Regions from separate parts of the Homo sapiens genome. Here region 2 is linked to region 1. A link is an interaction called in ENCODE POLR2A ChIA-PET data of the cell type or tissue named here. Cell type or tissue: OCI-LY7. All regions are shown on one strand. Each heading gives the region's core, and the rest is flanking DNA. Links, peaks and the distances in the headings are about the cores only. Region 1 has its middle 19 kb from the start of PSMA8. Region 2 overlaps PSMA8 (proteasome 20S subunit alpha 8).

The links. Peaks named below come from ENCODE experiments on the same cell type or tissue, not always from the same donor. Only the 100,000 strongest peaks of a DNase experiment are listed, where the experiment ranks them.
Region 2: POLR2A ChIA-PET joins it to region 1 with 10 read pairs; 3 of 35 experiments call an interaction of 5 or more read pairs at or near these places.

Annotation. Positions count from the first base shown.
Region 1 is chr18:26,108,339-26,120,601 of GRCh38, reverse strand. No RefSeq gene overlaps it. Among named protein-coding and RNA genes, the nearest start is that of PSMA8, 19 kb to the left of the region's middle. In OCI-LY7, for the core only: no CTCF peak of the experiment used is centred there; no DNase peak of the experiment used is centred there.
Region 2 is chr18:26,178,900-26,191,162 of GRCh38, reverse strand. It overlaps PSMA8 (proteasome 20S subunit alpha 8), which reads right to left. Exons shown (of 7, transcript NM_001025096.2): 5 at 12,214-12,263; 6 at 12,033-12,095. Among named protein-coding and RNA genes, the nearest start is that of TAF4B, 41 kb to the left of the region's middle. RefSeq lists an enhancer at 296-405. In OCI-LY7, for the core only: CTCF peaks have their summits at 5,485 and 5,686; DNase peaks (open chromatin) are centred at 5,744, 8,781 and 9,502; H3K27ac peaks cover 3,185 bases.

The DNA of each region.
Region 1 (12,263 bases), core at 2,572-10,571:
GATCGGGGTCCCACTTAAGGAAGCAGCCTGGCTATACTTTGGGAAAACAGTTGTGCTGTGCTTGGGAGTCCCTTCCTGTCTGGACCATTTGGATGCCCCAAAGTTGGCAGGCTGGAATGGCTGTGTGGTCCAATCAACAAAGGTGGTGGCCCACCTCTTCCCCCAGGCACTCCATCCTAGCGAGAGATCAGAGCACTGTCTATAGAATATGGGTGGGGGTGGCTGAAGGCCCTGGCTAGGAGATCCTGCCCCATGAGGAGGAATTGGATCGGGGTCCTGCTTAAATAAGCAGTCTGGCCATGTTTTGGTAAAGCAGCTGTGCTATGTTGGGGGATCCCTTTCTTGTCTGGACCATTTGGACTCTCCAAAGCCCATAGGCATGCTGGAACGGTTGAGTCTCCAACAGCAAAGATGGCAGTCCGTCCCCAACCCCCTACCTCCGCCCCCACCCAGTCCCGGCTCTGTTCTGTCTCAGGCAGGGGCTACCCTGTTGCCAGTGGCTGGCTGGAATTCCAAGCCAGTCAGTCATATGAAGTGCTGTGGAAGTGAGGGCCCCTGGATTCAGCCCTCTTCCTAGGGGTATATACCGACCTCCTACCTTGCCTGAGTTGCAGTCATTTTTGCTGGAGATCCCAGGGCTGGAATATGTAAAGCTCCTGGGTCTTTGTGAGTGCCTGAGCAGTTGCTTTGCTGAGGCTCTAGACAGCTTTGTGTGTTGGACCCCCAGGCCCTAGTGGAGTGGGTTTATGAGGGGGTCTCCTCATCCAAGGGTTGCAAAGATCCATGAAAGAAGTGTGGTTTCCTGGGTCACACATTCACTCACCGCTTCCCTTGGCTGAGGCCAGGGGTTCACTTGGCTCTGTGTAGCTCCTGGGTAGGCTGTCACCTTGCCCTGCTTTTCTCTGTTCTCTGTGGGTCGAGTTGTTTCCCTGATCAGTCCCAATGTGAGTACCTGGATGTTTCAGTTGAAGGTGCTGTATTTACTCACCCCTTTCATTCTTCTCTGACACAGCAGGAGCACTGCCATCTTGGACAAACAGCACCATTTTAAGTTCCCTTTGATTAAAAAACTGCCTAAATCCGGCCCCAAACACATCAGCCTAATGGCTAATGTCAGCATGACCATAAACCACAGAGACATCTCCGACCAAAAACATTCCAACCCCGAGATAAATTCCCTTCCACCCAGAAACATTCCAAGCCTGCGATAAGCTCTTCCTCCTTAAACCCTTAAATACACTTAGTCTGTAAGAGAGATGCTCCTGACCTAAATCAGCCGGAAGCCCCTCTCAGGTTTATTCTCCAAAAGAAATCTGTCTTTGTCTGTTGAGCCATTTTCATGTTTCTTTCTGCTTTCTCTGACCCTGGTACTCTCCATGAGTGCCAAGCACGGTAGCTGCTTCTAATTGACTATCTTGACCCCACTGAAACTAGGTTATACATTTTAACTTAAAGAAACTACCACTTTTTGAGTGTTGGTCTAGTATCAAGGAATATCCAGTGATTTGAAATCATTGAATGATTGATCTGAAGTTATCTAAAAAGGCTATTTAAATAATACTCCTCTCTTTCCTAATATATATCTTTGTGAGGCTAGATTTTTTCCCCATATTTCAACTAAAGTAACATTTTAGCCATTTGAATATAGAAGCAGATATGAGAATTCAGCTGTATTCTATTAAGCTAGACATTGAAGAGATTTGCAATGTCACTCTTTTCACTATTTTTTTGATTTGGAAAATATAGATTTTTTAATAGAAATATATTAAATATGCCAATATATAATGAGTTTATTTTTTCATTAATTAATAAGTAAGATATCAGGCTGTGCGTGGTGGCTCACGCCTGTAATCTCAGCACTTTGGGAGGCTGAGGCAGACATTCAGACTGAGGTCTGACTTGAGGTCAGGAGTTCAAGACCACCTGAGCAAGATGGTGAAACCCTGTCTCTACTAAAAATACAAAAATTAGCTGGGTGTGGTGACAGACGCCTGTAATCCCAGCTACTCAGAAAGCTGAGGCAGGAGAATCGCTTCAAAGTGGCATGCAAAGGTTGCAGTGAGCTGAGATCACGCCACTGCACCCCAGCCTGGGTGACAGAGCAAGACTCTGTCTCAAAATAAAAAAATAAATAAAGTATCTTTTAATTTCTATTTTGGTAATATGATAGAACCCATGAGGGAAAAAAAAAGCTACTTGAGGTCTTCAATAATTTTAAAGAGGCAAAGTGTTCTTGAGACCAAAAGCTTTAAAGCACTAGGATAAAGCATTGCTAGTGTCCCTGGATGACTAACTGCCTTCCAGAAGCAAAAGTAAATCCTCTGTACAGGAAAATAATATCATGCAGAGTCTCAAATAATTGTTGCAATTTTTCATATGCAATATGTTCTGCTCCATCAAAAATAGCCATGCACACAAAAGACGTGTTATCACCAAACAACAAGAGAAACAATAGACGATAGAAAGAGATGAATATAAAGTTCAGATAATGAATTTATCAGGTATATATTTGTAAAACAATTAAGATAATTATATTCAAGGGATTAAAGACAAGATAGAGATTTTCAGCAGGGACTAAAAGTGTCAATAAACAGTCCATTGGAAATTGTAGAAGTGAAAACTACATTAATGGAAATTGAGAGCTCAATGAATGGATTTTAAAATGGGTCAACCTAGTTGAAGAGAGAAGTGAAGAGCTAGATGATAGTTAAAAAAAAAACTTTATCAAAGCGGCCAGAGATAAAATGATAACACTGAAAAAAAAACCATATTGGATATGTTGAAAAATCTAATGTATGTATAGTTGGGGTACCAGAAGAATAGAGATTTTAAAATAGAGTAGAAACAACATTAAAAGATACTTGGTTTAGAATTTTTTCAAAACTGACAAAAGAATAAAGCAACAGATTCAGGAAAAACTGTTACCACCAAGCAGAATAAAATTCACACTTAGAAAAACCACAATAAATCTGCTGTAAACCAAAGACAATGAGAAAATCTTAACACTATCCAAAGGAAAAAAATAGACATATTTCCAAAAAAGGAGCCACAATAGGGCTGTCAGATGATATCCAGGTGGTTACAATGGAATTCTATCTTCAACTTGCTAAAATGAAATAAATGCAAACATGATATTCTGTATTTAATAATGTTCCAAATTACAAGGCAAAATTAAGGTATTTTTCAAAAGCAGAAACCAGTCACCGACAGACACTCAGTAAAGGAAACACAAAAGAATCTTCTTTAGACAGAAAAAAATGATCAAAGATGGAAGTTTGGAGATGCAAGAAGAAATGAAGAGCATTAAGGATAATGTACATGCACAAATTCAAATAAACATTAAATAAACTCATGGGTTTATAAGAGTATTAACATTTGTGACAAAATAATATGTAAATTTGGTAAGGGGGCAAATGGAGTTAAAATATTCTAACCTCCTTTCATTATTGCAGTAAGTAGTAAAACTTCTAATTTATATTCAACTCAAGTGGTCCAGAAGGCATGTTGTAATCTCTGGGAAAACCACTAAGAGAATCATATAAGAACGTTGGCTGGGCGTGGTGGCTCACGATTGTAATCCCAGCACTTTGGGAGGCCGAGGCAGGCGGGTCACTTGAGGTGAGGAGTTCAAGACCAGCCTGGCCAATATGGTCAAACCCTGTCCTTACTAAAAATACAAAAATTAGCAGGGCGCAGTGGTGTGCGCCTATAGTCCCGACTACTCAGGAGGCTGAGACAGGAGAATCACTTGAACCCAGGAGGCGGAGGTTGCAGTGAGCTGAGATCATGCCATTGCACTCCAGCCTGGGCATCTCAGCGAGACTCTGTCTCAAAAAAAAAAAAAAAAAAAAAGAAAAGAAAAAAAATGGGCCCAGTAGCTCACGCCTGTAATCCCAGCACTTAGGGAGGCTGAGGCGGGCAGATCACAAGGTCAGGAGTTCAATACCAGCCTGACCAACATGGTGAAACCCCTTCTCTACTAAAAATACAAAAAATTAGCCAGGCATGGTGGTGCACAATTGTAATCCCAGCTACTTAGGCTGAGGCAGGAGAATCACTTGAACCCGAGAGGCGAGGTTGCATGAACTGAGATTGCGCCACTGCATTCCAGCCTGGGTGACAGATCGAGACTCCATCTCAAAAAAAAAAAAAAAAAAGAATCGTATAGGAATGTATAATCATAAATAATAAAATAATCTAAAGAACACATGAGAAGAAAGATAAAGGAACAATAAGAGACTTGGATAATAGCCAATAGTATTATAGTGGATTTAAAGATGCTACATTAATATTTATATTCTCTATAATGGAATGAGTTTTTTTAAACTTATAAGTTCAGGGATACATGTGCAGGTTTGTTAAATAGGTAAACTCAAGTCATGGGGGGTTTTGTTGTAAGGTTATTTCATCACCCAGGTATTAAGCCTAGTACTCATTAGTTATTTTTCCAGATCTTCTCCCTCCTCCCACCCTTTACCCTCTGGTAGGCTCCAGTGTCATTCCCCTCTATGTGTGTATGTGTTCTCATCATTTAGCTTCCACTTATAAGCTTCCACTTATAAGTATTATAAATACATGTGGTATTTGGCTTTGTTGCTGCAAAGGGCATAATCTCATTCTTTTTTATGGCTCCATAGTATTTCATGGTGTATGTGTTTCACATTATCTTTCTTCTATCTGTCATTGTTGGGCATTTAGGTTGATTCCCTGTCATTTCTACTGTGACTTCTGCTGCTATGAATATATATGTGCACATGTCTTTATGATTTATATTCCTTTAGGTATATAGCCATTCATGGGATTGCTGGGTCTAATGGTAGCTCTGTTCTTAGCTCTTTGATGAATTGCCACATTACTTTCCACAATGGTTGAACTAATTTCTACTCCCACCAACAGTGTATAAGCTCTCCTTTTTCTCCACAGCCTTGCCAGCACCTGTTATTTTTGACATTTTCACCATAGTCATTCTCACTGGTGTGAGATGGGATCTTATTGTGGTTTTGGTTTCCATTTCTCTAATGATCAGCAATGTTGAACTTTTTTAAATTAAATTAAATTAATTAATTTATTTATCTATTTATTTTTGAGATGGAGTCTCGCTCTGCTGCCCAGACTGGAGTGCAGTGGCGGGATCTCGGCTCACTGCAAGCTCTGCCTCCCAGGTTCATGCCCTTCTCCTGCCTCAGCCTCCCAAGTAGCTGGGACTACAGGTGCCCACCACCACGCCCGGCTAATTTTTTGTATTTTTTTAGTAGAGAGGAGGATTCACCGTGTTAGCCAGGATGGTCTCGATCTCCTGACCTTATGATCTGCCTGCCTCGGCCTCCCAAAGTGCTGGGATTACAGGTGTGAGCCACTGCACCTGGCCAGCGGTGAGCTTTTTTATACACTTGTTGGCTGCGTGTATGTCTCCTTTTGAAAACTGTCTGTTCATGTCCTTTGCCCACTTTTTAATGGGGTTGTTTTTTTTCTTGTAAATTTAAGTTCCTCATAGATGCTGGATATTAGACTTTTGTCAGATGTGTTTATTGAACAGATATTTCTTTCCCCATTGTTTATTTTTGTCAGCTGTTGAAGACCAGATGGATGTTAGGTATGAGGCTTATTTCTGGGCTCTCTATTCTGTTTTATTGGTCCATGTGTCTGTTTTTGTACCAGTACTGTGCTATTTTGGTTACTGTAGCCCTGTGGTATAGGTTGAAGTTGGGTAGCATGATGCCTCCAGCTTTCAACAGTCAAGCTGAGAGCCAAATCAGGAATGCAATCCCATTCACAATTGCTATAAAAAGAATAAAATACCTAGGAATACCCCTAACCAAGTGTATTAGTCCATTTTCACATTGCTATAAAGAGCTACCTTGACTGGGTAGTTTATAATGAAAAGAGGTTTAATTGACTCACAGTTTTTCAGGCTATAGAGGAGGCAAGACTGGGTGAGGCCTTGGGAAACTTACAGTCACGACAGAAGGCAAAGGGGGAAGCACACACGTATTCATGTGACAGGAGAGAGAGAGAGAGAAGGGGGGGATGCCACACATTTTTAAACCATGAGATCTCATGAGAACTCACTCACTATCACAAGAACAGCAAGGGGGAAATCCGCCCCCATGATCCAGTCACCTCTGACCAAGTCCTTCCTCCAAAAGTGGGAATTACAAATCAATATGAGATTTAGTTGGGGATACAGAGCCAAACCATATCATTCCACCCCAGCCCCCCTTAAACCTCATGTCCTTCTCATGTTTCAGAACACAATCATGCCTTCCCAACAGTTCCTCAATGTCTTAACTCATTCCAGCATGAATTCAAAAGTCCAAGTCCAAAGTCTCATATGAGACAAGGCAAGTCCCTTCCACTTATGAGCCTGTAAAATCAAAAACAATTTAGTTACTTCCAAGATACAATGGGAGTACAGGCATTGGGTAAATGCTCCCATTTCAAATGGGAGAATTGGCCAATATAAAGGGGCTACAGTCTCCATGGAAGTCTGAAACCCAGCAGGGCAGTCATTAAATCTTAAAGCTCTGAAATAATCTCCTTTGACTCCATGTCTGACATGCAAGGCATGCTGATACAAGGGGTGGGCTCCCAAGGCCTTGGGCAGCTCCACAAGCCTAGGTGACAGAGCAAGACTCCGTCTCAAACAAAACAAAACAACATTAAAGAGTAAAGAAACTTTGAAAGTAAAATGATGAAAAAGATACATCATGCAAACACTAAACAAAGAAAGCTAGTATAACAAAGTAGACGTTGGATCAAGATGCATAGCAAGAGAAACTGAAGGACATTTTGTAATGATAAAAGGTTTAGTTTACTGGGATACCTAACAATTCCTAATTTGTACCTAGTTCCAATCCTTGTTGTAGGAGATTTTAACAAAGTGGTTTTTTTTGGTAATTGATAAAATAAGCAGACAAAAAATTAAAACCATATAGAATATTTAAACAACCCAACTAATAAACTTGGCATCTCTTTCACTTCTGTCTATCTCTCTGTCTCACACACATACCCCAAACAACTGTGGACTAAAAATACATTTTGAACAAATGTGGAACATTTACAAAAATTGGATATATGGTAGACCATGAGGCAAGTTTTGCAAATTGTAAAGCATTAAATGCATATAGAATTTTTGCATCCCTTCCCCTAGTGCAGTTAAGCCAGGAATCAGTTACCAGCACCATAACTAGAAATTGTTTCGTAACATTTATTTTTGAGACAGGGCCTTACTCTGCCACCCAGGCTGGAGTGCAGTGGTACAGTCAGATCTCACCATAGCCTCGAACTCTTGGGCATAAGTGATCCTCCCACCTCAGCCTCCCAAGTAGCTGGGACCACAGGCACATGCCACCATGCCCACTTAGTTGAAAAAAATGCTCATGGGCCCAAGCAATCCTCCTGTCTTGGCCTCCCAAAGTGATTATAGGCATGAGTCACCATGCCCAGCCCACAACATTTTCAAAGTGTATTTGAAAAATTTGTAATGTATTTTGAAATAACCAAGGGTCAAAGAAGAATTCACAATGGAAATTAGAAAATATTTTGAACTGGATCATAACAAAAATATAATGTATTAAAACTTGTGTGATGCAGCCAAAGCAATGATCAGGAAGAAGATGATTGCATTAAGTGCACACATTAGAAAAGAAGAAAAACTAAAAATCAATTACCTCAGTATCAATTTGAAGATGTTATATTAAACAATAAGATACTTGAGATTCAGGAAAATGTCAAAACCCATTTCAAGGAAGCTAAGAATCACAATAAAATGATGCAAGTGCTCATAGATGAAATAGTTATTATAAAAAAGAACCAAACTGATCTGATAGAGCTGAAAAACAGACTATAAAAATTGCATAATGTATTGTAAGTACTAACAGCAGAATAGACCAAGCTGAAAAAAGAATCTCCAAGCTCAAAGACTGGCTCTCTGAAATAATTCACTCAGTTAAAAATAAAGGAAAAAGAGTAAAAGAGAATGAACAAAACCTCCAAGAAATACATGTTTATGTAATGAGACCAATTCTATGACTGATTGGCATCCCTGAAAGAGATGAGGAGAAAGCAAACTTGCTTGCAGCTTGGAAAACATATATTAGGATTTCATTTATGAAAACTCCCCCAACCTTTCTAGAGAGGCCAGCATTCAAATCCAGGAAGTGAAGAGAACACCCGAGTTATTACACAAGAAGACCATTCCCAAGACACATGATCATCAGATTCTCCAAGACTGAAATACAAGAAAAAAATGTTAAAGGCAGCTAAAGAGAAGGAGCGAGTTACTTACAAAGGGAACCCCATCAGGCTAACAGTGGACCTTTCACCAGAAACACCACACCACAAGCCAGAAGAGATTAGTAGCCTATATTCAAAATTCTTAAAAAAAAAAAAACAACAACAATAATTTTGTATCCAGCCAAACTATGCTTCATAAGTGAAGGAGAAATAAGATCCTTTTCATTCAAGTAGATGCTGAGGGAACTTGTTACCACCAGACCTGCCTTACAAGAAGTCCTGAAAGGAGCACCAAATATTGAAACGAATGACCATTACCAGCCACTACAAAAATACACTGAAGTACACAGACCAGTGACACTATAATGCACAAACAAGTCTATATAATATTACCAGTTAACAACACAAGTGCCTTTTAATTGGGGCTTTTAGCCCATTTATATTCAAGATTAGTATTGATATGCATAGATTGAGCCTGCAGATTTGATCCTGTGGGCAGATTGCTTGAGCTTAGGAGTTCAAGACCAGTCTGGGCAACATGGTGAAACACCATCCCTACAAAAAAAATAGAAAAATTAAGCTGGGCATTGTGGCATGTGCCTGTGGTCCCAGCTATTTGGGGGGCTGAGGGAGGAGCCTGGGAAGTCGAGGCTGCAGTGAGCTGTGATCTTACCACTGCATTCCAGCCTGGGTGGCAGAGCAAGACCCTCTCTCAAAAACAGACAAACAAACAACAAAAAAGGAAGACCCAATGGTATACTCTCTGCAAGAGACCTGTCTCACACACAATGATATCCCATTGGCTCAAAATAAAGGGATGGAGAAAAACTACCAAGAAAATGGAAATCATAAAAAAAGCAGGAGTTGCAACCGTAGTTTCAGACAAAATAGACTTTAAACCAAACATATCAAAGAAGACTAAGAAAGACATTACATAATGGTAAAGCATTCAATTCAACAAGAAGACCTAACTATCCTAAATATATATGCACCCAACACAGGAGTGACCAGATTCATAAAGCAAGTTCTTGGAGACCTACAAAGAGACTTTGATTCCCACACAAAAATGTTGGGAGACGTCAACACCCAACTGACAGTATTAGATCATTGAGTCAGAAAATTAAGAAAGATATTGAGGACCTGAAGTGAACACTTGATGAAATTGACCTAATAGACAGCTATAGAACTCTCCACCCCAAAACAACAGAATATACATTCTTCTCATTGCCACATAGGACATATTCTAAAATTGGCCACACAATTGTACGTAAAATAATACTCAGCAAATTCAAAAAAACTGAAATCATCCCAACCACACTCTTGGACGACAGCACAATAAAAACAGAAATTAATACTAAGAAAATGACTCAAAACCATACAATTATATGGAAATTAAACAACCTCCTCCTGAGTGAGTTTTGACTGAACAATTAAGGCATAAATCAAGACATTCTTTGAAACTAATGAGAACAAAGATAAAGTATATCAGAATCTCTTGGACACAGCTAAGTCAGTGTTAAGAGAGAAGTTTATAGCACTAAATGCCCACATCAATCGGTTAGAAAGATCTCAAATTGGCAACCTAACATCACAACTAGAAGAACTAGAGAAGCAAGAGCAAACCAATGCCAAAGCTAGCAGAATATAAGAAATCACTAAAGTCAGAGCTGAACTGAAGCAAATTGATATATGAAAAACCACAGAAAAGATCAATGAATCCAGGAATTGGGTGTTTGAAAAAATTAGTAAGATCAATAGACTGCTGGGTAGACTGATGAAGAAAACAAGAGGGAAGATACAAATAAACACAATTAGAAATGATAAAGGGGACATTACCATTCATCCTACAGAAATACAAAAAGCATCAGACACTACTATGAACACCTCTAAACACACAAACTAGAAAACTTAGAAGAAATGGATAAATTCCTGGACACATACAATCTTCCAAGAATGGACCAGTAAAAAATTGAATCCCTGAACAGGTCAATAATAAGTTCCAAAATTGAATCAGTAATAAAAAGCCTATCAACAATAAAAAAAAAAAGCCCAAGATCAGAAGGATTCACAGCCAAATTCTACCTAATGTTTAATGAAGAGCTGGTGCCTTTACTACTGAAACTATTCCAAAAAATTGAGGAGGAAGGACTCCTCCCCAACTCACCGTATGAAGCCAGCATTATCCTAAATACTAAAACCTGGCAGAGACATGGCAAAACAAAACAAAACAAACTTCAGGCCAATATCCTTGATGAAAATTCATGCAAATATCCTTAACAGAATACTAGCAAACCAAATCCAACAACACATCAAAAAACTAATCCATCACAATGAATTAGGCTTAATCCCTGGGATGCAAGGTTGGTTCAACATATGCAAATTGATAAATTTGATGAACCACAGAAAAAGAATTAAAAACAGTCAAGGCATGGTGGCTCATGCCTGTAATCCCAGCACTTTGGGAGGCTGAGGCGGATGGATTACCTAAGGTCAGGAGTTCAAGACCAGCCTGGCCAACATGGTGAAATCCCATCTCTTCTAAAAATACAAAAAATTAGCTGGGTATGGTAGCAGACACCTGTAATCCCAGCTCTCAGAGGCTGAGGCAGGAGAATTGCTTGAACCTGGGAGGTGGAGTTTGCAGTGAGCTGAGATTGTGCCATTGCACTCCAGCCTGGGCAACAAGAGTGAAACTCTGTCTCAAAAAATAAAATAAAATAAAAATAAAAAAAGAATTAAAAACAAATCATGATTAATCGATGCAGGAAAGGCTTTCTATAAAATTCATTATTACTTTATGTCAAAAATCCTCAATAAGGTAGGTAGTAAAGGAACATACTTAAAAACAATAGCCATCTTGAGAACTCCACAGTGAACTGAATGGGCAAAAGCTGGAAATATTTCCCCCTGAAAACCAGCAAAAGACAAGGATGCCCTCTTTTACCACTCCTGTTCAACATAGTATTGGAAGTCCTGGCCAGTGCAATCAGATAAGAGAAAGAAATAATAGGCATCCAAATAGGAAGAGAGGAAGTCAGAATACTCTTGTTTGTAGATGACATAATTTTTTTTTTTTCTTTTTGTGATGGAGTCTCACTCTCTTGCACAGGGCGGAATGCAGTGGCGCGATCTCGGCTCACTGCAACCTCTGCCTCCTGGTTTCAAGCGATTCTTCTGCCTCAGCTTCCCGAGTAGCTGGGACTACAGGTGTACACCACCATGCCCAGCTAATTTTTCTGTTTTTAGTATATTTGGGGTTTCACTATGTTGGCCAGACTGGTCCTGAACTCCTGACCTCGTGATCTGCCCACTTCGGCCTCCCTAAGTGCTGGGATTACAGGCGTGAGCTACCACACCTGGCCACATGATTCTATATCTGGAAAACCCCATATTCTCTGCCCAAAACCTACTTGATCTGATAAACAACTTCAGCAAACTTTCAGGATACAAAATCAACATAGAAAAATCAGTAGCATTTCTCCCAACAACATCCCAGCTGACAGCCAGATCAGAAGTGTAATCCCAGTTACAATTGCCACAAACAGAATAAAATACCTAGGAATACAGCTAACCAGGGAGGTAAAAGATCTCTACAATGAGAATTAAAAAACACTACTGAAATCAGAAATGACACAAACAAATGGAAAAACATTTTGTGCTTATGGATTAGAAGAATCAATATTGTGAAAATGGCCATATTGCCAAAGCAATTTAGAGGATTCAGTGCTATTTCTTTCAAACTACCAGTGACATTCTTCACAGAATTAGAAAACAGATGGTGGCTCACACCTGTAATTCCAGCACTTTGGGAGGCCAAAGCCAGTGGGTTACTTGAGCTCAGGAGTTTGAGAGCCTACCTGGGCAACATGGTGAAACCCTGTTTCTAAAAAAAAAAAAAAACCCACTATTTAAAAATTCAGATGGAACCAAAAAAGAACTCAAATAGCTAAGCCAATTGTAAGCAACAAGAGCAAAGCTGAGTTATCACATTATCCAACTTCAAACTATACTAAAGGGCCACGGTAACC
Region 2 (12,263 bases), core at 1,867-9,866, 71 kb before region 1:
TTTACATATAAGAAAACATAGATTCACAAAGCTAAATTATATTTGGCCAAAGATTAAAGAAGGATTAAAGATTAGGTCTCTGATTCTTATTTCAACTCCAGAACTCTTTCCATTTCACCTATAAAGATGTGTGTCACAAAATCTGTATTTGTCAATAATCTACATAAAATATATTATTTGAACGTTTTATGAAATGAATTTACCCATCAAGCAATTACTAGGAGTTCCATGGGCTCTGAAAGTGGAAGAATATAATTCTTACCTGCTATTAAGGAGTCCACAGTTTAGTGGAAAAAAACTGGCATATAAATAGATCATTACAATACAAACCTGAATAAAGTGATGTGGTATTACTTGGGGAAGAAATAATTTCCTCCTTTGAAAAAGTGTCTTTCACTTTCTTTTTCCTTTTTGAGACCGGGTCTTGCTCTGCTGCCTACAGCTGAAGCACAGCGGCATGATCACAGCTCACTGCAACCTCTGCCTCCTGGGCTCAAGCCATCCTACCGCCTCAGCAACCGGAGTAGCTGGGGCTACAGATGTGAACCACCATGCCCAGCTAACTTTTGTATTTTTTGTAGAGACGGGGTTTCGCCATGTTGCCCAGGCTGGTCTCAAACTCCTGGGCTCAATCGATTTGCCTGTCTCGGCCTCCCAAAATGCTGGGATTACAGGCATGAGCCACTGCGCCCAGCCTCAAGAAGCCTTTTCAAAAAATTATTTTTAATTTTTATGAGTACATAGTAGGTATATATATTATGGGGTACATGAGATATTTTGATACAGGCATGTGATGCATAATAACCACATCATGGAGAATGGGGTATCCATCCCCTCAAGCATTTATCCTTTGTGTTACAAAAAATCCAATTATACTCTTTTAGTTATCTTAAAATGTACAATTAAATTGTTATTGACTATAGTTACCCTGTTGTGTTATCAAATACTAGGTCTTATAAATTCTATTTTTTTGTACCTATTAACCATCCCCACCTGCCCCTGCCCCCCACTACCCTTCCCAGCCTCTAGTAACCATCCTTCTACTCTGTATCTCCATGAGTTCAATTGTTTTGATTTTTAGATTCCACAAATGAGTAAAAACATGCAATGTCTGTCTTTCCATGCCTGCCTTATTTAACATAATGATCTCCAGTTCCATCCATGTTATTACAAATGACAGTATCTCATTATTTTTTTGGGGGCAGAACAGTACTTCATTGTGTGTAAGTATCACATTGTCTTCGTACATTCATCTGTTGATGGACCCTAAGGTTGCTTCCAAATCTTGGCTATTGTGAACAGTTCTGCAATTAACATGGGAGTGCAGCTATTTCTTCAATATACTGATTTCCTTTCTTTTGGGTATACACCCAGTAGTGGGATTGCTGGACCATATGTACTTTTATTTTATGTTTTTTGAGGAATCTCCAAACTATTCTTCATGGTGGTTGTACTAATTTACATTCCCACCAACAGTGTATGAGGGTTCCCTTTTCTCCATATCCTCACCAGCATTTGCTGTAGCTTGTCTATTAGATATAAGCCATTTTAACTGGGGTGAGATGATATTTTATTGTAGTTTTGATTTGCATTTCTCTGATGATCAATGATGTTGATCACCTTTTTTTTGGAGATGGGGTCTTGCTCTGTTGCCCAGGATGGAGTACAGTGGCACAATCATGGCTCACTGCAGCCTTGACCTCCCAGGTTCAAGTGATCCTCCCACCTCAGCTTCCCAAGTAGCTGGGACCACAGGAGCACACCACCACATCAGGCTAATTTTTAAATTATTATATTTGTAGAGACAAGGTCTCACTGTGTTGTCCAGGCTGGTCTGAAACTCCTAGGCTCAAGTGATCCTCCCGCCTTGGCCTCCCAAAGTGCTGGGATTACAAGCAAGAGCTCAGCCCAAGCACCTTTTTATATGCCTGTTTGCCATTTGTATGTCTTCTTTTGAGAAAAGAAGACATACAAATTCAAATCCTTCACCCATTTTTTGATCAGATTATTGTTTTTTCTCTTATAGAGTTGTCTGAGCTCCTTATACATTCTGGTTATTAAACCCTTGTCAGAAGGGTAAATTTGCAAATATTTTCTCCCATTCTGTGGGCTGTCACCTCACTTTGTTGATTGTTTCCTTTGCTGTGCAGAAGTTCTTTAACTTGATGTGATCCTATTTGTCCATTTTTGCTTTGGTTGCCTGTGTTTGTAGGGTACTACTCAAGAATATTTTGCGCAGACCAATGTCCTGGGGATTTTCTCCAATGTTTTTGTAGTAGTTTTATAGATTGAGGTCACAGGCTTAAGTCTTTAATCTATTCTTTTTTGATTTTTTATATATGGTGAGAGATAGGGGTTTAGTTTCATTCTTCTGCATATGGATATCCAGTTTTCCCAGCATCCTTTATTGAAGAAACTTTTTCCCAGTGTATGTTCTTAGCACCTCTGTCGAAAATGAGTTCACTATATATATGTGGATTTGTTTCTGGGATCTCCATTTTGTTTAATTAATCTATGTGTCTGTCTTTATGCCAGAACCATGCTGCTTTGGTTACCATAGCTCTGTAGCATAATTTGAAGTCAGGCAATATGATTCCTTCAGTTTTGTCCTTTTTGCTTAGGGCAGCTTTGGCTCTTCTGGGTCTTTTGAGGTTTTTATATAGATTTTATGATTTTTTTTTATATTTCTGTGAAGAATATCATTGGTATTTTGGCAGGGATTGCATTGAATCTGTAGATTACTTTGGGTAGTATGGACATTTTAAAAACATTGATTCTTCCAATCCATGAACATGGAACACCTTTCTATTTTTTTTTTTTTTGGTGTCCTTTTTTGATGTGGGCACTTATAGCTATAAACCTCCTTCTTTGTAATGCTTTCACTGTATTCCATATGTTTTGATATGTTAGGTTTTCATTATCACTTGTTTCAAGAAAATTTTCAATTTTTTTCTTAATTTCTTCATTGACTCACTGGTCATTCAGGAGCATATTGTTTAATTTCCATGTATTCGTATAGTTTCCAAAATTCCTCTAGTTACTGATTTCTAGTTTTTTTTTTCCACTGTGGTCAGAGATGATGCTTGATATTATTTCAATTTTTTGAATATTTTAAGGCTTATTTTGTGACCTAAATATGGTCTATCCTTGAAAATGGTCCATATGCTGAGGAGAATAATGCATATTCTGCAGCTGTTGGATGAAATGTTCTGTAAATATCTATTAGATACATTTGGTCTACAGTGCAGTTTAAGTCTGATGTTTCTTTGCTGATTTTCTGTCTGGAAGATCTGTCCAATGCTGAAAATGGGGTGTTGAAGACTCTAGCTATTATTGTATTGGAATCTATCTGGTTTTTTTTAGCTCTAATAATGTTTACTTTACATATCTAGGTTCTACAGTGTTGGGTGCATATATATTTAAGACTGTTATATCTTCTTGCTGAACTGACCCCTTTATCATTATATAGTGACCTTTTTTGTCTCTTCTTATAGTTTTTGCCTTGAAATCTATTTTGTCTGATATAAGTATAGTGACTCTGGCTCTTTTTTGGTTTCTATTGGCATGAAATATCTTTTTCCATCTCTTTTTTTCAGTCTATGTTTGTCTTTATAGGTGAAGTATGTTTTTCGTAGTCAACAGATCATTGGGTCTTTTTTTTTAAATCCATTCAGTCATTCTATATCTTTTGATTGGAGAGTTTAGTCCACTTACATTCAATGTTATTATTGATAAGTAAGAACTTATCCTCCTGCCTCAGTCTCCCCAAATGCTGGTATTACAGGTGTGAGCCACTGCTCAGACCTCACTTTTTTTGAAGCAGACTCTTGCTCTGTCGCCCAGGCTGGAGTGCAGTGGCATGATCTCAGCTCACTACGACCTCTGCCACCCTAGGCTCAAGTGATTCTCCTGCCTCAGCCCCCTGAGTAGCTGGGACAACAGGCGCACACCATCACACCCGGCTAATTTTTTGTATTTTTAGTAGAGATGGGTTTTCACCATGTTGGCCAGGCTAATCTCAAACTGCTGACCTCAGGTGATCTGGCCGCCTTGGCCTCCCAAAGTGCTGGGATTACAGGCATGAACCACGGTGCCCAGCCTGGTCCATCCTTTCATGGAAGAATCCTGGCATTAAATGAGAAAATGTTTTAAGTTCTACCTTTCTACTGATTCCTGGCCCCAAGTAGGTGTTTATATCTAACTTCCTAGGCTAGGGAGACAAGTATCCTTCTCCAGGGCAGTTTAATCCAAATGTTTACCTCTGGCTTTCAGTGTAGTATTCATTTTTGGTTCCTGGGGATTTTCTTTTAGTTCTTGCAGAAGCTCAGCTATGTCTTTAAAAAACTAGTTATATTTCATCTAGAATTGTCCTCATGTTTTACAGCAGAAGAGTTTTTATATTATCTAATCCAGCATAATGCCAGAAACTGAAGTTGTAGAAGTCTACTTATATACCTTAAGTCAAGCTATTTCCTGTCAAAGTGTTAAAATTTCAGCACATAGTCAGTGATTTAAGAAGTACATATGTAAAATTAAGAGATTTTATGTTTTTCATATTTAGTAAATACTATTTACTTCTTAGTAACTTAGATACAACTGGAATTGCCAAGGATAGGTCAGAGAATAACTAGAAAACCAGTCCACCTCTAAAATCAGCTTAAGAATAAGGGGTAGAGGCATCAAATAATAAAGGTTTACACTACTCAGTAAATTTCTTATATCTTATGTGTTTTTCTAATTTAATAATACAGTACTCATCATAACCATATGTGGAAAGGCTATTAATCCACAGATAAGAAAACAGAAACAGAGAAGTAATTTGTTTACACTGGGAAATGGTAGAGCTGGAATTTGAACTAGGGTAGCTCTAGAGCCTCACTTTGCGTTTTTTTTTTTTTTTTTTTTTTTTTTTTTGAGACAGAGTCTCCCTGTGTTGCCCAGGCTAGAGTGCAGTGGCGTGATCTCAGCTCACTGCAACCTCTGCCTCCCAGGTTCAAGTGATTCTCCTGCCTCAGCCTCCCAAGTAGCTGGGACTACAGGTGCCCTCCAACACACCCAGCTAATTTTTTTTTGTGTGTGTATTTTTAGTAGAGACGGGGTTTCACTATGTTGGCCAGGCTGATCTTGAACTCCTGACCTCGTGATCCACCCACTCGGTCTCCCAAAGGGCTGGGATTACAGGCATGAGCCACCATGCCCATCCAGAGCTCCATTTTTGATCACTTCACTGAACTGTATCCCACACAAAGATTTATCAAAATTGAGAATGCAATAGGATTTGTAATATTTTCATGTGGAGTCCATTAAAAATGAAAACAAATAAGTTATTCAAGATCCACAAATTAAAACTCTGTAAAGAAACAAAATTGAAACTATTTCTATATACATTGAAATTTGGCAAAACTGGTTTAAAACCAGACGCAAGTCTATTTTAAAATAATTTTCAATTAAGCAATTTCAGACTCTGAAGACATTTGAAAAACTTCCTAGAGAATACATTATGGTTGATTCCCCAAACATCCATTCTATATCAGTGCTTAACATTAGCCAACCAGCAAACAGAATCTTCTAGAGACTGTTCTAAGGATGTCTTCAGTCTTCCAATCAGATTGAAGGGAAGGACTTACATTCCAGAGTTAGGGAAGTTCTCCCTCTCCTATAAAAGGTTAACAGGAAAATAAATCATTCTGATTGCCTCTGGTGGTCATGAGAGGAATCAACCTTACTAGAACACACTAACTTTAGGATGAAGCCAATATTCAAAGTTGCAGAGTGGAGGGACAGGAAAAATCTAGATACATGAGAACATCGTTGTGTTGTTAAACACACTGTGTCTGGAGCAGGTTTATACTTTCATCTGTGAGAAAAAACGATTTCTTGTTCTTTAAGTCACTATGAGTTGGAGTTTTTTTGTTTTAACTTATAGACAAAAGCATTTGTTCTAACACATTAACCTCTGCTTAATTTCTCCTCAGGTCAATGGGAACTAATTTTTTTCCAAGGAGAATTTTCATTTTCAGTAGAAACAATTTTCAAATGTCTGCCAAAAACAACTTTTTTTTTTTTTTTTTTTTTGAGATGGAGTTTCGCTCTTGTTGCCCAGGCTGGAGTGCAATGGCATTATCTTGGCTCACTGTAACCTCTGTCTCCCGGTTCAAGCGATTCTCCTGCCTCAGCCCCCTGAATAGCTGAAATTACAGGCGCCAGCCACCACCCCTGGCTAATTTTTTGTATTTTTAGTAGAGATAGGGTTTTACCATGATGGCTAGGCTGGTCTCAAACTCCTAACCTCAGGTGATCCACCCGCCTTGGCCTCCCAAAGTACTGGGATTACATGCATGAGCCACTGTGCCCGGCTGCCAAAAACAACTTTTTTTTTTTTTTTTTTTGAGACAGAGTCTTGCTCTATCGCCTATGCTGGAGTGCAGTGGCGCTATCTCGACACATCGCAACCTTTGCTTCCTGAGTTCAAGTGATTCTCCTGCCTCAGCCTCCTGAGTAGCTGGGATTACAGGCACATGCCACCATGCCCGGCTAATTTTTTATATTTTTAGTGGAGATGGGGTTTCACTATGTTGGTCAGGCTGGTCTCGAACCCCTGACCTCAGGTGATCCACCCGCCTCAGCCTCCCAAAGTGCTGAGATTGCAAGCGTGAGCCACCGCGCCCGGCCAAAAACAACTTCTAATAGATCTTCAAAAACCAGGTGAGAAGGAATAGAGGAAGGAGAAAGAGTGCTTAGTATTACTACTGACAAACTCACTTCTCCTCATATTTTGGTGGCCTAAGATTACAGTGAAAGGTAAATTTTTTGTTTATAGTTGTAGAAAATGACAAGCTTTACATAACATTCTTTACGTTCTTTTTAAATTTTTCATCTAAGGTAAAAAGATACAGCTGCTTTAAGCCAGAATAAATGACTGAAACAGACTACATATTGATATTCTCTCTCTGTTTATGAATACACATACAGGCATACCTTGGAAAAATTGTGGATTTGGTTCAGGACCACAGCAGTAAGGCAAATATTGAGTCACATAAATGTTTTGGTTTCCCAGTGCATATTAAAGTTATGTTTACACTATACTGTAGTCTATTGAGTGTGCAATAGCCTTATGTCTAAAAAAATCAACATATCTTAATTTGAAAACACTTTATTGCTAAAAAATGCTAACAATCATGTAAGCCTCCAGCAAGTAGTAATCTTTTTGCTGGTGGGGTCTTGTCTTGATGATGGAGCTGACTCATCAGGGTAGTGGTTGCTGAAGGTTGAAGTGGCTGTGGGAATTTCTTAAAATAAGACAACAATGAGGTTTGCCACATTGATAGACTCTTCCTTTCCCAAAAGATTTCTCTATAGCATGAGATGCTGTTTGATAGCATTTTACTCACAATTGAACTTTTCAGAACTGGAGTCAATCCTCTCAAACCTTGTCACTGCTTTATTTATGTAACACTCTAAATGTTTTGTTGTTATTTCAACAATATTTACAGCATCATAACCAGGAGTAGATTTCATCCAAGAAACCACATTCTTTTCTCATCTTTAAGAAGCAACTCATCATCTGTTTTATCACAAGATTGCAGCAATTCAGTTGCATATTCAGGCTCCACTTCTAATTTTAGTTCTCTTGCTATTTGTACCACATCTGCAGTGACTTCCTCCACTAAAGTCTTGAACTCCTGAAAGTCATTCATAAGGGTTGGAATCAACTTATTCTAAACTCCTGTTAATGTTGATATTTTTGTTTGTTTGTTAATTTTTTTTTTTTTAGACGGAGTCTTGCTCTGTCACCCAGGCTGGACTGCAATGGTGCGATCTTGGCTCACGGCAACCTCTGCCTCCCAGGTTCAAGCGATTCTCCTGCCTTAGCCTCCTGAGTAGCTGGGATTACAGGTGCCCACCACCACGCCCAGCTAATTTTTGTATTTTCAGTAGAGACAGGGTTTCACCATATTGATCAGGCTGGTCTTAAACTCCTGACCTCAAGCAATCCACCCACCTTGGCCTCCCAAAGTGCTGGGATTACAAGCATGAGCCACCACGCCCGGCCTTTTTGTTTGTTTTTTTTGAGACAGAGTCTCGTTCTGCTGCCCTGTCTGGAGTGCGATAGCATGATCTTGGCTCATTGCAACCTCCAACTCCTGGGTTCAAGCAATTCTCCTGCCTCAGCCTCCTAAGTAGCTGGGATTACAGATTCCCCCCACCACACCCAGCTAATTTTTGTATTTGTGGTAGAGACGGGGTTTCACCATGTTGGCCAGGCTGGTCTTGAACTCCTGATCTCAAGTGATCCACCTGCCTCCGGCCTCCCAAAGTGCTGGGATTACAGGCATGAGCTACCGTGCCCAGCCAATGTTGGTAGAGACACAGTCTAACTATGTTGCCCAGGCTGATCTCAAACCTCTAGCCTCTAGCAATTCTTCTGCCTTGGCCTCCCAAAGTGTTGAGATTATAGGTGTGAGCCACTATGCCTGGCCATATTTCTTGAATAATAAGACTTGAAAGTCAAAATTACGCCTTGATGCATGTGCTGCAGAAAGATGTGTTAGCAGGCACGAAAACATTAATTTCCTTGTACATGTCCATCGGAGCTACTGGGTGACTAGGTGGACTGTGAATGAGCAGTAACATTTTGAAAGGAATCTTCTTTTTTTGAGTGTTAGGTCTCAGTAGTGGGCTTAAAATATTCAGTATACTATGCTATAAATAGATGTGCTGTCATCCATTGATTGTAAATGAGCACTGGCTTCTACTTAAAGTTACCAGCTGCATTATCCCCTAACAAGACAGTCCGTCCCTTGAAGCCAGGCAGTGAGGTGATTTCTCCTATCTCTAGCTATGAAAATTTTAGATGGTATCTTCTTCCAGCAGAAAGCTGTTTCATCTACATTGAAAATCTGTTGTTTAGTATAACCACCTTCACTGAAGATAAATGTCTTAGCTAGATCTTCTGGATAACTTGCTGCAGCTTCTCCATCAGTACTTGCTGCTTCACCTTGCACCTTTATGTTATGAAGGTGGCTTCTTTCCTTAAACCTCATGAACCAACCTCTGTTAGCTCCAGCCTTTTCTTCTTCCGCTTCCTCACCCCTCTCAGCCTTCACAGAATTGAAGAAAGTTAGGACTTTGCTCTGGATTAGGCTTTGGCTTAGAGGAATGTTGTGGCTGGTTTGATCTTCCAGCCAGGCCACTAAAACCTCCATATCAGTAACAAGACTGGTTTTTTTTTTTTTTTTCAGATGGCGTCTCACTCTGTTGCCCAGGCTGGAGTGCAGTGGTGCCATCTCAGCTCACTGCAACCTCCGCCTCTCAGGTTCAAGCGATTCTCCTGCCTCAGCCTGCCGAGTAGCTGGGATTACAGGTGCGTGCCACCACACGTGGCTAAATTTTGTATTTTTAGTAGAGACAGGTTTTGCCATGTTGGCCAGGTGCGTGCCACCACGCCTGGCCTGGCTGTTTCAGTTTCTTATCATTCACGTGTTCCCTTGCAGTAGCACTTTAAATTTCTTTAAGTACTTTTAATTTTCTTAAGTACTTTTCCTTTGCATTCACAATTTGAATAACTTGCACAAGAGGCCTAGCTTTCCACCTGTCTTGGCTTTTGACTGCCTTCCTCACTAAGCTTAACAATTCTAGTTTTTTTATTTAAAACTCATGTGACAGACATGAGACTCTTCCTTTCACTTGAACACTTAGAGGCCCTTATCGGGTTATTAATTGGCCTATTTTCAATATTGTTATGCCTCAGGCAATAGGAGGCCTGAGGAGAGGGAGAGACACAGGTAAATAGCTGGTCAGTGGAGCAGTCAGAACACATGCAACATTTATTGATTAAGTTCACTCAGTGTTTTTTATATGGATGCAGTTCATGGCACTCCAAAACAATTAGCACAGTAATATCAAAGATCATTGATCACAGATCACCGTTATATAATAATTACATTGTCACTATATTACACATATAATAATAATAATGAAAAAGTCTGAAATATTCTGAGAGTTATCAAAAATGTGACAGAGACACAAAGTAAGCACATGCTGTTGGACAAATGGAATTGACAGACTTGCTCAACACAGGGTTGCCACAAACCTGCAATCTGTAAAACACCATTTAACGAGCACTTACTATAAAAGGATACTACCATCTCACACCATTTCATTTACTTATCACAACGGCCCTTTGATGAAGGTATCGTTAGACTCATTTTATAGGGAAGAAAACTGAAAGCTGAAGATGAGAGCAATTTGCTCAAGGTCATGTTGTTAAACAAATGTATCTGCTGGAACTTAATCCTAGTCTACCAACTCCAAAGCATGTGTTCTATTCCCTACATAGCCTATCCTAAAGTATCATGTGGAAGACAGTATAACACTGCTGTCAGTAAGCATACCATTCTATCACTCAAAAGCAAAAATATGCATATAACTCTGTGTGTGTGTGTGTGTGTGTGTGTGTGTGTGTGTCTATTTTTATATGCATAGGTATATTATGGAGCAGAAGAGGCAAACTCTGGCCTCAGTGGTTTCTGTGCCCTTGTGGTGTTGCTGCATCTGTCCCTGGGCTCTTAGCAGCAGGGGTGACAAAAACCTGGATAATACCCATTTCCACACTCTGTGCTCAGCACTCTGTAATTTATGTGGGGCTCTGCAGGGGCAAGCTCCACTGTCTTGTCCCCATTTCTCTTATTTATTGAAACTTTGCTGCTGTCTTATCCTCATATCCCATCTGTTAGTTGAATAATAAAGGGTAGGAAATTGATGTCAAAGCAACCATGATGACAAAAACAAAAACAGAAACAAACAAACAAAAAACCCCAGTGCTCCAGATGGCACTAATTTTAACACTACTTGAAATATTTTCCTTAAAACCAAAGAAAAGATATATGTAAAACAATCTTCAAAATAATTTTTTTTGAGATGGAGTCTTGGTCTGTTGCCCAGATCACTGGCATAATCTCAGCTCACTGCAACTTCCGCCTCCCGGGTTGAAGTGATTCTCCTGCCTCAGCCTTCCAAGCAGCTGGGATCACAGGCGTCTGCCACCACGCCCAGCTATTTTTTTTGTATTTTTAGTAGAGACGGGGTTTCACTATGTTGGCCAGGCTAGTCTTGAACTCCTGACCTCAAGTGATCCATCCGCCTCAGCCTCCCAGAGTGCTGGGATTACAGGTGTGAGCCACCGCATCTGGCAACAATCCTTTTTTTTTTTTTAATTTAATTTTTAATTTTTTTTTTTCATAGAGATGGGGGTCTTGTTACCTTGCCAAGGCTGGTCTTGAACTCCTGACCTCAAGTGATCCTCCCACCTCAGTCTCTCGAGTAGCTGGGATTACAGGCGTACACTGCCATATTTGAGTATAAAACAATCCTTTAAGTATATTTCTTATATAGTTTCCCAAATTTTGAGTGCTTTTTTACAATCTCAGCTAAAGAGAGCTAGCTGGCAAACTATGTTGTACAGTTGGTTCTACCTAATGAACAATAGTGAACTACATTTCAAATGCTCTTTAGCCAGTGGGTCCTCTATCACAATATCCTGAACATTTTATTTTGTAGTCCAGCAGTTTTAACCCATAACGGCTGACAGACGTTATACATATAATAACATGAGACTTGCCACAAAGAAATATGGAAAGGTTATCGTGCTACGTATTAAAGTTTAAGTCTCACAAGACGCTCAAGGCACTTTCAAATGTAAAGTAATGGAAATACATAAAAATCAGTAGACAGGACGACTGCGGTGGCTCACAGTTGTAATCCCAGCACTGGAGGCCAAGGCGGGCTGATCGCTTGATTCTAGGAGTTAGAGGCCAGCCTGGGCAATGTGGTGAAATCCCGTCTCTATTTAAAAAAAAAAAAAAAACACAAAAAACAAACAAAAAACCGGTAGACGGTCAGAAATGAGTGGAGGTTATTTGACATTAATGAAGGATAACATTATATCGGAAGCCTAGAGGCCAACAACTTTTTAACTTTTGTCAAAATACTTTATACTACAGATACTTTTTCCTCTTTGGTTAATGACTTACCTTCAAAGGTTGATTTCTTCTTATTATAGCAAGTTCAATGTTTTTTCCACCAGACTGGACAACCTAATGTAGAACAAGTACACTATTAGAATTATTTCAGCAAATTTTGTGTTTAATAAACAAAAATGGATGAGGAAAAAAAATTCATGATTTCCTGAATATGCTTTATTAGATCACTTACTTCTAGCAAAGCTTTTATTGCTAACTTGATAGCTTCACTGTCACTTGCTA